Linked DNA regions of Homo sapiens: all the other regions are linked to region 1. A link is a contact called in ENCODE Hi-C or POLR2A ChIA-PET data. All regions are on one chromosome and are shown on one strand. Each heading gives the region's core, a stretch centred on a gene start or an enhancer-like site at or near the end of the contact. The rest is flanking DNA. Distances are from core to core; before and after follow the strand shown. Region 1 holds the start of SCN11A (sodium voltage-gated channel alpha subunit 11). Region 2 holds the start of ACAA1 (acetyl-CoA acyltransferase 1). Region 3 holds the start of XYLB (xylulokinase). Region 4 holds the start of ACVR2B (activin A receptor type 2B).

Evidence for each region. Hi-C counts contacts between places; a loop is a spot of excess contacts on that map. ChIA-PET counts read pairs that join two places held with the same protein, here RNA polymerase II (POLR2A). Pooled maps may share reads with other maps.
Region 2: a map of CD8-positive, alpha-beta T cell shows a loop between it and region 1 (4-fold over the local background). The contact joins the promoter of ACAA1 here to the promoter of SCN11A in region 1. A Hi-C loop is called at or near these places in 4 of 168 maps with a recorded cell type or tissue (CD8-positive, alpha-beta T cell and naive thymus-derived CD4-positive, alpha-beta T cell), 2 of 37 single-sample maps with no recorded cell type and 13 of 50 pooled maps.
Region 3: a pooled map shows a loop between it and region 1 (7-fold over the local background). The contact joins the promoter of XYLB here to the promoter of SCN11A in region 1. A Hi-C loop is called at or near these places in 1 of 37 single-sample maps with no recorded cell type and 9 of 50 pooled maps. POLR2A ChIA-PET finds 5 or more read pairs at or near these places in 1 of 52 experiments (naive thymus-derived CD8-positive, alpha-beta T cell).
Region 4: a loop to region 1 is called in a map of ascending aorta, with 4 times the contacts of the local background. The contact joins the promoter of ACVR2B here to the promoter of SCN11A in region 1. A Hi-C loop is called at or near these places in 2 of 168 maps with a recorded cell type or tissue (ascending aorta and sigmoid colon) and 9 of 50 pooled maps.

What each region holds. Positions count from the first base shown.
Region 1 is chr3:39,050,635-39,053,239 of GRCh38, reverse strand. It overlaps SCN11A (sodium voltage-gated channel alpha subunit 11), which reads left to right and starts at 1,296. Exons shown (of 30, transcript NM_001349253.2): 1 at 1,296-1,379. WDR48 (WD repeat domain 48) reads right to left here and starts at 1,224. Exons shown (of 19, transcript NM_020839.4): 1 at 1,167-1,224. The coding sequence starts at 1,214. RefSeq lists a silencer at 1,021-1,120 and enhancers at 1,161-1,350, 1,371-1,420, 1,431-1,520, 1,191-2,063.
Region 2 is chr3:38,135,819-38,138,423 of GRCh38, reverse strand. ACAA1 (acetyl-CoA acyltransferase 1) reads left to right here and starts at 1,297. Exons shown (of 12, transcript NM_001607.4): 1 at 1,297-1,559; 2 at 1,739-1,832. The coding sequence starts at 1,389. RefSeq lists enhancers at 1-79, 1-182.
Region 3 is chr3:38,345,477-38,348,081 of GRCh38, reverse strand. XYLB (xylulokinase) reads right to left here and starts at 1,297. Exons shown (of 19, transcript NM_005108.4): 1 at 1,157-1,297. The coding sequence starts at 1,213. RefSeq lists enhancers at 1-688, 689-1,520 and silencers at 821-880, 891-1,130.
Region 4 is chr3:38,452,574-38,455,178 of GRCh38, reverse strand. ACVR2B (activin A receptor type 2B) reads right to left here and starts at 1,289. Exons shown (of 11, transcript NM_001106.4): 1 at 805-1,289. The coding sequence starts at 856. It overlaps ACVR2B-AS1 (ACVR2B antisense RNA 1), which reads left to right and starts at 359. Exons shown (of 2, transcript NR_028389.1): 1 at 359-676; 2 at 1,954-2,605. It also overlaps a transcript of XYLB not described here. RefSeq lists enhancers at 1-19, 20-603, 1,208-1,707 and silencers at 610-889, 1,310-1,429, 1,440-1,489.

The DNA of each region.
Region 1 (2,605 bases), core at 47-2,546:
TTTATAAAGAAAGCCTAGGTGTTAATTATTTCTACACCCTTTCAATCCCTTTTCCCCTTTGGGGGCCACCCTAAGTGCTAGGTAAATGTTTAATGAATAAATGCACCAAACTGCCACTACCACATACAATATACCTGCAGGCAAACACCTGTAAGAGGGCTTTTATTCCCTGCATCACTGAAAATATTAAGTGGCAATAACTATTTTTTAATATTATTATTATACTTTAAGTTCTAGGATATATGTGCACAACGTGCAGGTTTGTTACATAGGTATACGTGTGCCATGCTGGTTTGCTGTACCCATCAACTCGTCATTTACATTAGGTATTTCTCCTAATGCTATCCCTCCCCTAGCGCCCCCAGCCCCCGACAGGCCCCGGTGTGTGATGTTCCCCGAAGTGGCAGTAACTCTTAAGCGTAACCGCAAACAAAAGTGAATTCACAAAGGCATAAGGCACAAGACACACACGGTAAGATTAGACAACTCTTTACCACATGGACAATAAATTACACAAACAATAAAGACAGATTCAGCGATGCACACTTAAGATGAAGAAATGGTGAAGAGGAACTTAAATACCAAAACAATTAAAATTATAATTTCCCCACGCACATTCTTATGTCACTTAAACCTACCCAGGGGACAGCTCCCACATAAGAGAGGGCTGGGGGCTCCCAAGTGCGGAATCCTCAGCAGAAACCCCGCAGGGCCGTTGGCGCTCCGCCGCCTCGCCACGCCCCCGCACAAGCCGCTCACTCCTCCAACGCCCACCCCCCTGGGAAACCCCTGGAGGCCTCGGCTCCGACGCAGCGAGGGCAGAGCGCTTCGAAGAAAGACAGGGCAAGGGGGAGGCAAGTGGGCGGGGAACGAGCCTATCCCGACCCCGCAAGTCCACTCCTACAGAAGAGCGGCGACAAGCAATCCCGGGCTCAGAATGCCGCCCACGAGGGTCCCGGGCCTGGGCCCCAAGGGCCAAGCAAGCCGACCCCCGCCCCTTCCTCAAGCCGTTAGCGCCGCGGCCCCACCCCTCGTGGCCGGCCGCGCCCCGCCCCGTTCGCCCCATGCCGCTACCCCAGCTGGTCGTGGCGCCGGGCACCTTCTAGCTGGAGTGGGCCCGGAGCTGCCGGCCGCGTCCGGAAGACCGAGGAACCGGGCTTCCATACCTGCACTTTCCTCCGCCCTGCTGTGTTCTGCCGGTGATGGGCCGCCATCTTGCATGTTGACACTCCGACGTCACTTCCGGAGGTGGCTCAGAGCGGGAGGATGTCCTGCCCCTTTCCCTTTGGCCAAGGGTTAGTGGCGGGGCTGAAGGTAAACAGGCTGTTGTGTTTCCTCGGTGCTGTTAGTTGCTGTGTGGCCGGTAGCCATGTGATGAGGTAGATGCACCTAAAAACAAAACCACTGTGCAAGTATAATGCTGATGGGGAGAGAGCCACTTTTCAGGGCTGAGGGAGCAACACGAATTCACTTGTGTGGTCCTAGACCCTGGCTTGCGCTCTTTTCCGCGCCCTCCCCGAGAGGCCCAAGCAAAACGAAAGCACTGAAAGAATTAACAGTGCTAGACATGGCGCTGGACCATCTCCTGACCTTTCCTAGGCAGGCAGGAGAACCAAGTGAACCAAGTGATTTACTGTTAAGTACCTAAAAATGCGGAGAATTATGTCGTGGCCTCAAAGGGGGAGAGATAGAAGTCCTTGCAAAGGAGGTGGCCTCCATCTTCAGGGGGAGCAAAGAATCCGTTTAAATTAAAAGGATAAAAAGTGGGGCCATAAAAGAACGAGATCATGTCCTTTGTAGGGACATGATGGAGCTGGAGGCCCTTATCCTTAAGCAAACTAACAAAGGAACAGAAAACCAAATACCGCACGTTCTCACTTATAAGTGGGAGCTAAATGATGAGAACACATGGACACAAAAGAGGGGGACAACACACACTGGGGCCTTTCGGAGGGTGGAGGGTGGGAGGAGGGCGAGGATCAGGAAAAATAACTAATGGGTACTAGGCTTAATACCTGGGTGACAAAATAGCCTGTACAACAAACACCCGTGACACAAGTTTACCTATATAACAAACCTGCACTTGTACCCCTGAACTTAAAAGTTTAAAAAAAAAAAACAAGACAAAAAGATGTTATAGGAAGGCGAAAACGGTACACCAGCTAAAATTGTTCCCAGAGACAATTCTAGTTTAAATCATCTCTTATACTGGAACAGTTAGGTTTGACTTAAGGTGGTTTTCCTGACCACTAATTATAAGAGCTGAGGGTGATCAGACCCTCTCTAGTGAAAGTGAATCCTATAGAACTACACTGTGGGATATAGCATATGATGTATCTGCTAGTCATTTGTGGCTCTTGAGCACTTGAAATATAGCTAGTTCCAGTTGAGATATGTAATTGTAAACTACCCCCAAATTTCAAAGACTAGTTTGAAGAAAAGAATGTAAAATATCTCATTAATAATTTTTTGTATTGATTTCATGTTGAAATGATGTTTGGGGGTATATTAGGCTAAATAAAATTTATTAATTTTGTCATGGATATTAGAATATTTAAAATTACATATGTGGTCACAAATTTCTGTTGCATAGTGCTAGTATATA
Region 2 (2,605 bases), core at 48-2,547, 910 kb after region 1:
TGCTAGTAGGTTGGCGGCGGAGTGAGGACGACCCTCCTTCGGGGGTTGTAGGAAACGGGCCTTGCTTTTTGGGATCTGGTGGAGCCACAGTTCTTCCACGGAGGAATCTGAGGGGTTCATACGGTCCTGCCCTCGAGGATGGCGAGGAGGGGACAAGTGGGAAGGCACCAGCTCTGCCCTCCACTGTCTCTGGGGAACACGCAATCCTGCCAGTAGGGGTATGGGAAGACCCCTGCTGTGCTCCCCGAGGTGGGAGTGGGAAACGGACAGCTGCCTTCTGGAGCCTGAGGCATGCCGTGGCCCTGCCCTCGAAATGGTTGGGGACGTCATGACACTAGGTTGGGGAGCACAAGGCACCCTGTCCTTTGGTGTCTGTGGAAAGCCCAGCACTACTCTCCAGGGTCTCAGGTGAAGACATGGCCCTGCTATTGGGAGTCAAGGGGGCACGTGGCCTTGCCCTTTAGGTTTAGGGACACAGTCCTGACCTGGGGAGCCCTGGTTCATTCATTTACTCATTCGACAAGTACTTATTGATCATCTACTAAGTGTCAAGGGTGTCGCAGGCTCCCCGGATACATGGTACCTCTCTGCCTTGGTGGAGACCCCAGCCTAGCACGGGAAATGGGCACTAATAAAATCATTCCAATTGGGTGTAAAACTGGTAAAAGTGTGAAATGTTCATTCTCCAGTTAGAGAGCTTGTCACACCCCGCATGTCTGTAAAATCTGTTCTCCCGGCCAGCCCGGAAGCCCAAATTCCCTGTCTTCTCGAAAGAATGGGAAAGCCCAACCACGTCGGAGCAGGACTCGGGCGTCTCGGAAGTATTTAGGTCCCCCAGCTCGGGTACTGGGACCGGAGGGATAGCAGAGCCTCCTAGGAAGTGGGTAGAGGAATTAGAGCCTCGGCTTCCATCTCCAGCCCCCAAGCAGTAAGCGGTCCTGGCTGCCCAGCCTTCCGTTTGGCTGCGGGCAGGAGACAGGGATTTGGGGGTCAGGTCTCGGGTTTGGCTACAAAAGGTGGAAAGACTTCCGGTCTGCATTTCTGGGCGGGGATTCGTAAAGATACACCTTCTGGTTGGCTGCGGTAGGCCAAGGTAGGCGGGGCATTGAGTGGAAAGCTCGGCTGGGCGGTGCCTGTGGGCCCTCCTATAGAGGGCTTGGTAGGCGGTGGCGGGGAGGGGCGGGTTCCCAGGCCGACTCTCCTTGTGGTTGGCTGAGGCTGGAGGTGGACGGGACTTTTGGAGGGTCGCTCGCGTCTGTTCGCAGAGCTGTGGGCGGAGTTGAGGCCTTGGAGGCTGAGATGTGGTTCTGCGCGTGTGCGGACGGCTGTCTGTTAACTCCGCGGTCAGTTCCCGGACTGGTGGCTGGTCTGCAGGGTTGACCTGCGCAATGCAGAGGCTGCAGGTAGTGCTGGGCCACCTGAGGGGTCCGGCCGATTCCGGCTGGATGCCGCAGGCCGCGCCTTGCCTGAGCGGTGCCCCGCAGGCCTCGGCCGCGGACGTGGTGGTGGTGCACGGGCGGCGCACGGCCATCTGCCGGGCGGGCCGCGGCGGCTTCAAGGTGAGGCCCGAGGGTCTGGGCGCCGAGTGTGGGAAGACGCCGGCGCGGGCTGGGGTCCGGTTCGTATGTTTGGTTATCCTGGACGCCGGAGGCAGCTCCGCACCCAGCTGTGGTCGCTTTGTCTCCCTGGGGTGGGCATGGGGGAGTGGGGGTCACTGCGGCTGCTCTTTCTGCTGCAGGACACCACCCCCGACGAGCTTCTCTCGGCAGTCATGACCGCGGTTCTCAAGGACGTGAATCTGAGGCCGGAACAGCTGGGGGACATCTGTGTCGGTGAGCGAACCACTCAGGCCCTGCGCTGGGCCTTCCCCGTTCTTCCGTTCGTCCAGAGCTCTCCTCACCTCCCCGCCCCGAATTTTCACTGGGGGAACCTCCATGGCCTTGACCTTTGAAGGGGTCCTGCCCCTTCACACCTGTGGGTATTTCTCGTCAGATGGGAGGAGAGACTGAGAAAAGAAATAAGACGCAGAGACAAAGTGTAGAGTGGGCCCAGGTGACCGGCATCGGTCTCCGAGTTCCCTCAGTATTTATTGATTACTATTTTCACTATCTCGGCAAGGGGAGTGCGGCAGTGTGGGGGAAAGGAAGAGAGATCAGACTGTTACTGTGTCTGTGTAGAAAAGGAAGACAGAAGAAACTCCATTTTGATCTGTACTAAGAAAAATTTTTCTGCCTTGAGATGCTGTTAATCTGTAGCCTTAGCCCCAACCCTGTGCTCACAGAAACATGTGCTGTATTGAATCAAGGTTTGAGGGATTTAGGGCTGTGCAGGATGTGGCTTGTTAACCATTTGTTTGCAGGCAGTATGCTTGGTAAAAGTCATCGCCATTCTCCATTCTCGATTAACCAGGTACACAGTGCACTGCGAAAGGCCGCAGGGACCTCTGCCCAAGAAAGCCTGGGTATTGTCCAGGTTTCCCCCCACTGAGATTGTCTGAGATATGGCCTAGTGGGAAGGGAAAGACCTTACAGTCCCCCAGCCCGACACCCGTAAAGGGTCTGTGCTGAGGAGTATTAGTAAAAGAGGAAGGCCTCTTTGCAGACAC
Region 3 (2,605 bases), core at 48-2,547, 710 kb after region 1:
CCACTGAAGCAATCTCCAAGCTTGGGAGTATAACTCCTTTCCTGGACAGATGGGAAAACTGAGGTCCAGCAAGGCAACTCGAGTCATCCAGAGTCCCACAGGACGTTCCCCCAAGGACTGGCCAGAGGCCTGCCTCCCTTGACCCATTCGAGAAGAGGGGTTTGACTGCAACTGTGTATATTTCCCAAGTACTTTAAAGGAAAAGGTGCCCCCGGTCACCCCATGCCCTCTTTGAAGGCAAATTTTGATTTGCTTGCCTGTCTGCAGGGCGTTGGCAGCAGCACACTGCTCCTCTGGCCAGCAGTCCTGGGTGCACAGACCAGGCAAGCTGGTGTCAACGAAGGGCGGTCACAGGGTAAAGTCCACTTGTACACTATGCATTTCACTTTTTTCTTTTTTTTTTTTTGAGACAGGGTCCCGTTCTGTCGCCCAGGCTGGAGACCGGTGACGCCATCTTAGCTCACTGCAATCTCCACCTCCTGGGCTCAAGCGATCCGCTTCAGCCTCCAGAAAAACTGGGACTACAGGTGTGCTCCACCATGCCCGGCTAATTTTTGTATTTTCTGGTAGAGACCGGGGTTTCTCCATATTGCCCAGGCTGGTCTCGAACTCCTGGGCTCAAGCGATCCACTCGCCTCGGCCTCCCAAAGTGCTGGGATTACCGGCAAGAGCCACCAGGCCTGGGCCATTTCAATTTTTAAAAAAAGGTTTTGGGCTATAATCTGCTTCCAGGTCACTGGTTGTGCATGTGCGCAGGGCTACCCGCCTGTCTGTTCCCCTGCCTTACAGTAGCTGACTTCCTTCGGATCCCCGTCACTGGGTGCCCAGAACAGCGCAGGAACCCGCCGAGTCCTCCGGCCCCTCTGGGCACCGGGGGTCCTGCCGAGGAGCGCCTGCAGTTTCCTGGGGTAGCTGGGTCCAGGCGGGGTCGAGGCCGCATCTTGCGAGCGGGTGGCATTGGCAGGGCATCTCCGGGCGAGGGCACCGGCGCCCCACGGCCGCGCGCAGGGCAGGGGCGCGGGGGCCCCGGGAAGCCCGAGAGGTAGGCGCGCCCGCGGCCGGGCCCATGTTTTCCCGCGTCCGGGTGACAGCCCGCCCCCTACCCCCACCGAAGCGGAGGAGGCGGCCCCGTGGCCCTGCGGCCAGGCGACTGTACCTGCTGCGTGCTGAAGTCCCAGCCCAGGCAGCAGCGGCGAGGGGCGTGCTCCGCCATGGCCTTTCGGGTAAGGCTGCGCGTCCGTCAGTCCGTCCGTCCGCCACGCGGCGTGATAGTCGCCGCGCTCCAGCGCCCAGAGACGCAGGGGCCCGCCCCTAGCTCCGCCCGGCCGGACTGTGGACCGGAGTCACGAGGCGGGCTTGCGCTCTGGCGCCGCCTGCGGGGCTACGCGAGCCGGGACCGCGTCCTGTGCAATCGACGGTGCCCCCACGCAGCCCGCTTTCCTTCGAAGCGCACCCCCTCTGGTTCTCCCCATCTTCATCTTATGTCTTCATGGGCCGTGCCCTGACACCGCCTGGCTTCCCTTAGAGGACGCCTGGGCCAGAGGTTTCAGCTATAAGCCGGCTTGTCTTTCAGAGGGAGCCTGCCTGTCCTTCTGGAGGCCCTGGGCCTGCCGTCCTCTGTGGCTGTATCTTGGCACTGGAGCAGCTGTCCACCCATGGTGGTGACTCAGGGGCCACAGGGAAATGGGCCCTGGGGTTGGAAGCACTGAGTCCTGACAAGCCCTATCCAGATCCAGCAAATCTGAATGGTTCCCAGTGTGTCACATCCCACCTGTGTATTTAAACTCAGCGGCTCCTGATGCCCCCACGGGGAGACACTCCTTCCTGGAGTCAATTGGTATTGATGGTCTAATGTGTGCCAGGCATGGTAAAGGGGAATGAGAACCAGAGTCAGACCCACTCCTTTTATTCATGGAGCTGAGGGCGCCTGTCCCACCAGCTACATCCTTCCCGTCCCTAAGACTAACTGCTTTCCAGAATTCCTCCCCAAACCCAGCATGTGAGAGGCTCCTCCTACGAACTTCCCAGCCCACCAGTGCCCTTTTCATGCACTTGCAATGGTCTGTCTCCCTTGCTGAACTTGAGCTGCTTGGAGTCTACATGGGATCCTCTTCACTGCTAGAACAAGAAGGGGCCAACATACTTGTCCTCCAAGACATTCACAGCTTATTGGGGACTCAGCCCCTCCAGCAGTCACCACCTGTGACAATAGACAAATACTGGATACTAGCTAGATCAGAAACAATTATGCAACCTGCTGAGCACATTTAATCGTCACAATGATGCTGGGAAGTAGGTACTATTATCTCCACTTTTAAAAAATTTTAAATAAAGGTATCTAAGTATCTAATCTAATTAAGATTAGATTACTGCATTTTAATCTAATCTTAACTGCTTGATGACTTTTTTTTTTTTTTTTGACAGAGTTTCACTCCTGTCACCCAGGCTGGAGTGCAGTGGCGTGATCTCCGGTCACTGCAACCTCCACCTCCCTGGTTCAACTGATTCTTCTGCCTCAGCCTCCCATGTAGCTGGGATTACAGGCGCACACCACCGCACCCAGCTAATTTTTTTTTTTTTTTGAAACGGAGTTTCACTCTTGTTG
Region 4 (2,605 bases), core at 40-2,539, 600 kb after region 1:
GTTTACGCCCGCGCCCACATACCCCCAAACACACATGCGCTGGCCGAACACCTCCAGCCACACGCCCGCAGCCGCGGGCGAGCTGAGCGCTGGTCACCCACCCCGCCACGTGCCTCCTGGAGGCCCGAAGGAAGAGGGACCTGTTGGGTTTTCCATCTTACCCACCCCCTCCCCTCCCAAGTGCCCAAACAAAGCGGTCCCGCGAAGCGACCACACTCCGCATCCCGGGGCCAACGGCAGGGAAAGAGGGAGCAGGTGGGAGCCAGCACCAACAGCCCGCCGGGCCGGTAACGCGACGCAGACTGGTGGCAAGAGATGCAGGGGACTTTGGGCTGCGTGAAGCCGCCCCCTTCGCTTCGCTACACTTAGTGACTCTGAGGGACATGCAACCCTCCCCGCATGCTGCTGCTGCTGCTGCACCTACAATCCTGCCACCCCCAATGAGATCTGCCCACCCCTCTTGGCCGCCTTCCCCACGCTCAGGTTTTCCTCACTCTTTCCCTGGGTTCCACGCGCCCGCGTAGCCCGAACTCCGACCCTGAGGCTCCGCGTCCCGGCCCCCATCGCAGGGGCGCCTCTAGGAACCAGAATCCCGCAGATGACTGCACAGACAAGATCGTGCCCCCAAGTTCGGCGAGCCGGGCGCCCACCGCGCCCCCAGCCCACGCCCCCGGAGGTGAGGGCTGAATACAGGTGGTGCGGCGACGAGGCCCCGGGCCCGCCCTTTGTTGGTAAACACCGCGCGGCGCCAGAGGCCAGCCCCGCGCGCCCTCTCGGCGTCCCCGCGCCGCGCCCAGTTCTTACCGGCGCACAGCGATCCCCAGAGGAGGGCGAGGGCCACCCAGGGCGCCGTCATGTTCCGCGGCGCCGCCCCGCGCACACCCGGAGCCCGCGGGCAGGGCCGCACGGCGCTCCCGGGGCGCGCAGGGCCAGGCGGCGGCTGCGCTCTCCTTCCCGCTCCTTCCTTCGGTCTCGTTCCCTGCGCGCTTCCTGCGCCTTCGTCCCCGAGCAGCGTTCGGGCTCCAAGGGCCGGTCGGCGGGGCCGGGCTCAGGGCCGCTGCGGGCGGCGCAGGCTGCGGCCCGGGCTCCGGGGCGACGCGGGGGCCGGGGGGCGGCGGCGGGGCACGGGCCGGGGCGCGCCCGACTCAGGCATAGCGCGGCGGGGCTGGGCCCGGGCCCCGGGCGCAGGGGCCGAGTCCGGAGGGGCCATGAACGGGGGGAGGGGTGGGGGGGAGGGGAGCTGAACCGAGTCCAAAATGGCTCCTGAGCGGCGGCCACGGAGCCGAGCCAGCGGGGAAACCCGGATGTTGGATACAAAGAGGCGGGCGGGCTGGGCGGGGAGGGGGAGGGGAGGCGGGCCCTCCGGCCGCGTGGTCCGCGCCCCCCTGAGGGGCGGGGCCCCAGAGAAACAACAACACGGAGGCCCCGCCCCCATCCCGCGCCCTGTGGGAGGACGCGCGTGCACCAACTTGCTGGAGGACAGGGCGGGGCGCGCGGACGGAGGTGGCGGGAATGGGCTCCTGACCACTTTGCCCGGGAGCCTGTGGCCACTGCACTCGCAATTAGTGCCCCGCACGCTCGAGCCCAAGCTCCTGACACATGCTGCCCTACAACCCCGGAATGAGTGGATAGTCCCGGGACTCTGGCCCAGACGCCTCTGTGCCTTGGATTCCCCACCTGTGCAATGGGGGTGACAGTGAACCGTGGGAAAGTCGGATCTCTACTGATGGGCGAATTAAGTGGCAGAAAGAGGCTGACTTCCCTGAATTGACAAGCAGTCTCCCGTCTGCAATCCCTTGCCACACACTCAAAGGCACAGCTAGGGCGGGGAGTGGTCATTTAAACCCAACCAAGTGAGGGAGCGGGCAGAGTCCCGCCCCTCTAAGCCCAGCAGGTGGAAAAGGGCCTCTGGCAACCTGCTGGCCCTCCCTAATCCTATCTTGTCTTCTGCAGTTCCTGCGCCACCCACAGCGGCCCTGAGCTTCAATCTGCACTTTCAAAACTTCCCAGTTGCCTCCAGAGCCCTGCAGTTGAAGATCTTGTCTAGCACATGGTTTTGCTGTTTTCCTCACCCCGAACTCCCTCCTTGGAGGGCCATCGTTCTCTGTCTCAGATTCCACCCTCCTTATCACACAACTAGAGCTTCGGAGGAACGTGATGGGGCTCCCAACTAAGGAGGGAAAGACCATCATAGCTCAGGGATGAGGCTCCGAGATCCTCAGATAACATTAATTGTCCTCTGTCTTCTCTTGACTTGGCACATCCTTGCTTGGAGCAGGGCAGGAGCAGCTGAAAGGGAGGTGGCACCTGGAGGTCTCAGTCATTTCACTTCTCTGAGCCTCAGTTTTCCCATATGCAAAGTGAAGAGGTACACTCCCTCAGGGTTTTGCATCTTCTTAATGGCAGAAACCTAGTCAAACAAAATATTATGTAAATGTTCACTATAGGCAGGGCGAGGTGGCTCAAACCTGTAATTCCAGCACTTTTAGAGGCCCAGGAGGCTCTTGAGGTCAGGAGTTCGAGACCAGCCTGACCAACATGGCAAAAACCTGTCTCTACTAAATAATACAAAAATTAGCTGGGCATGGTGACACACACCTGTAAT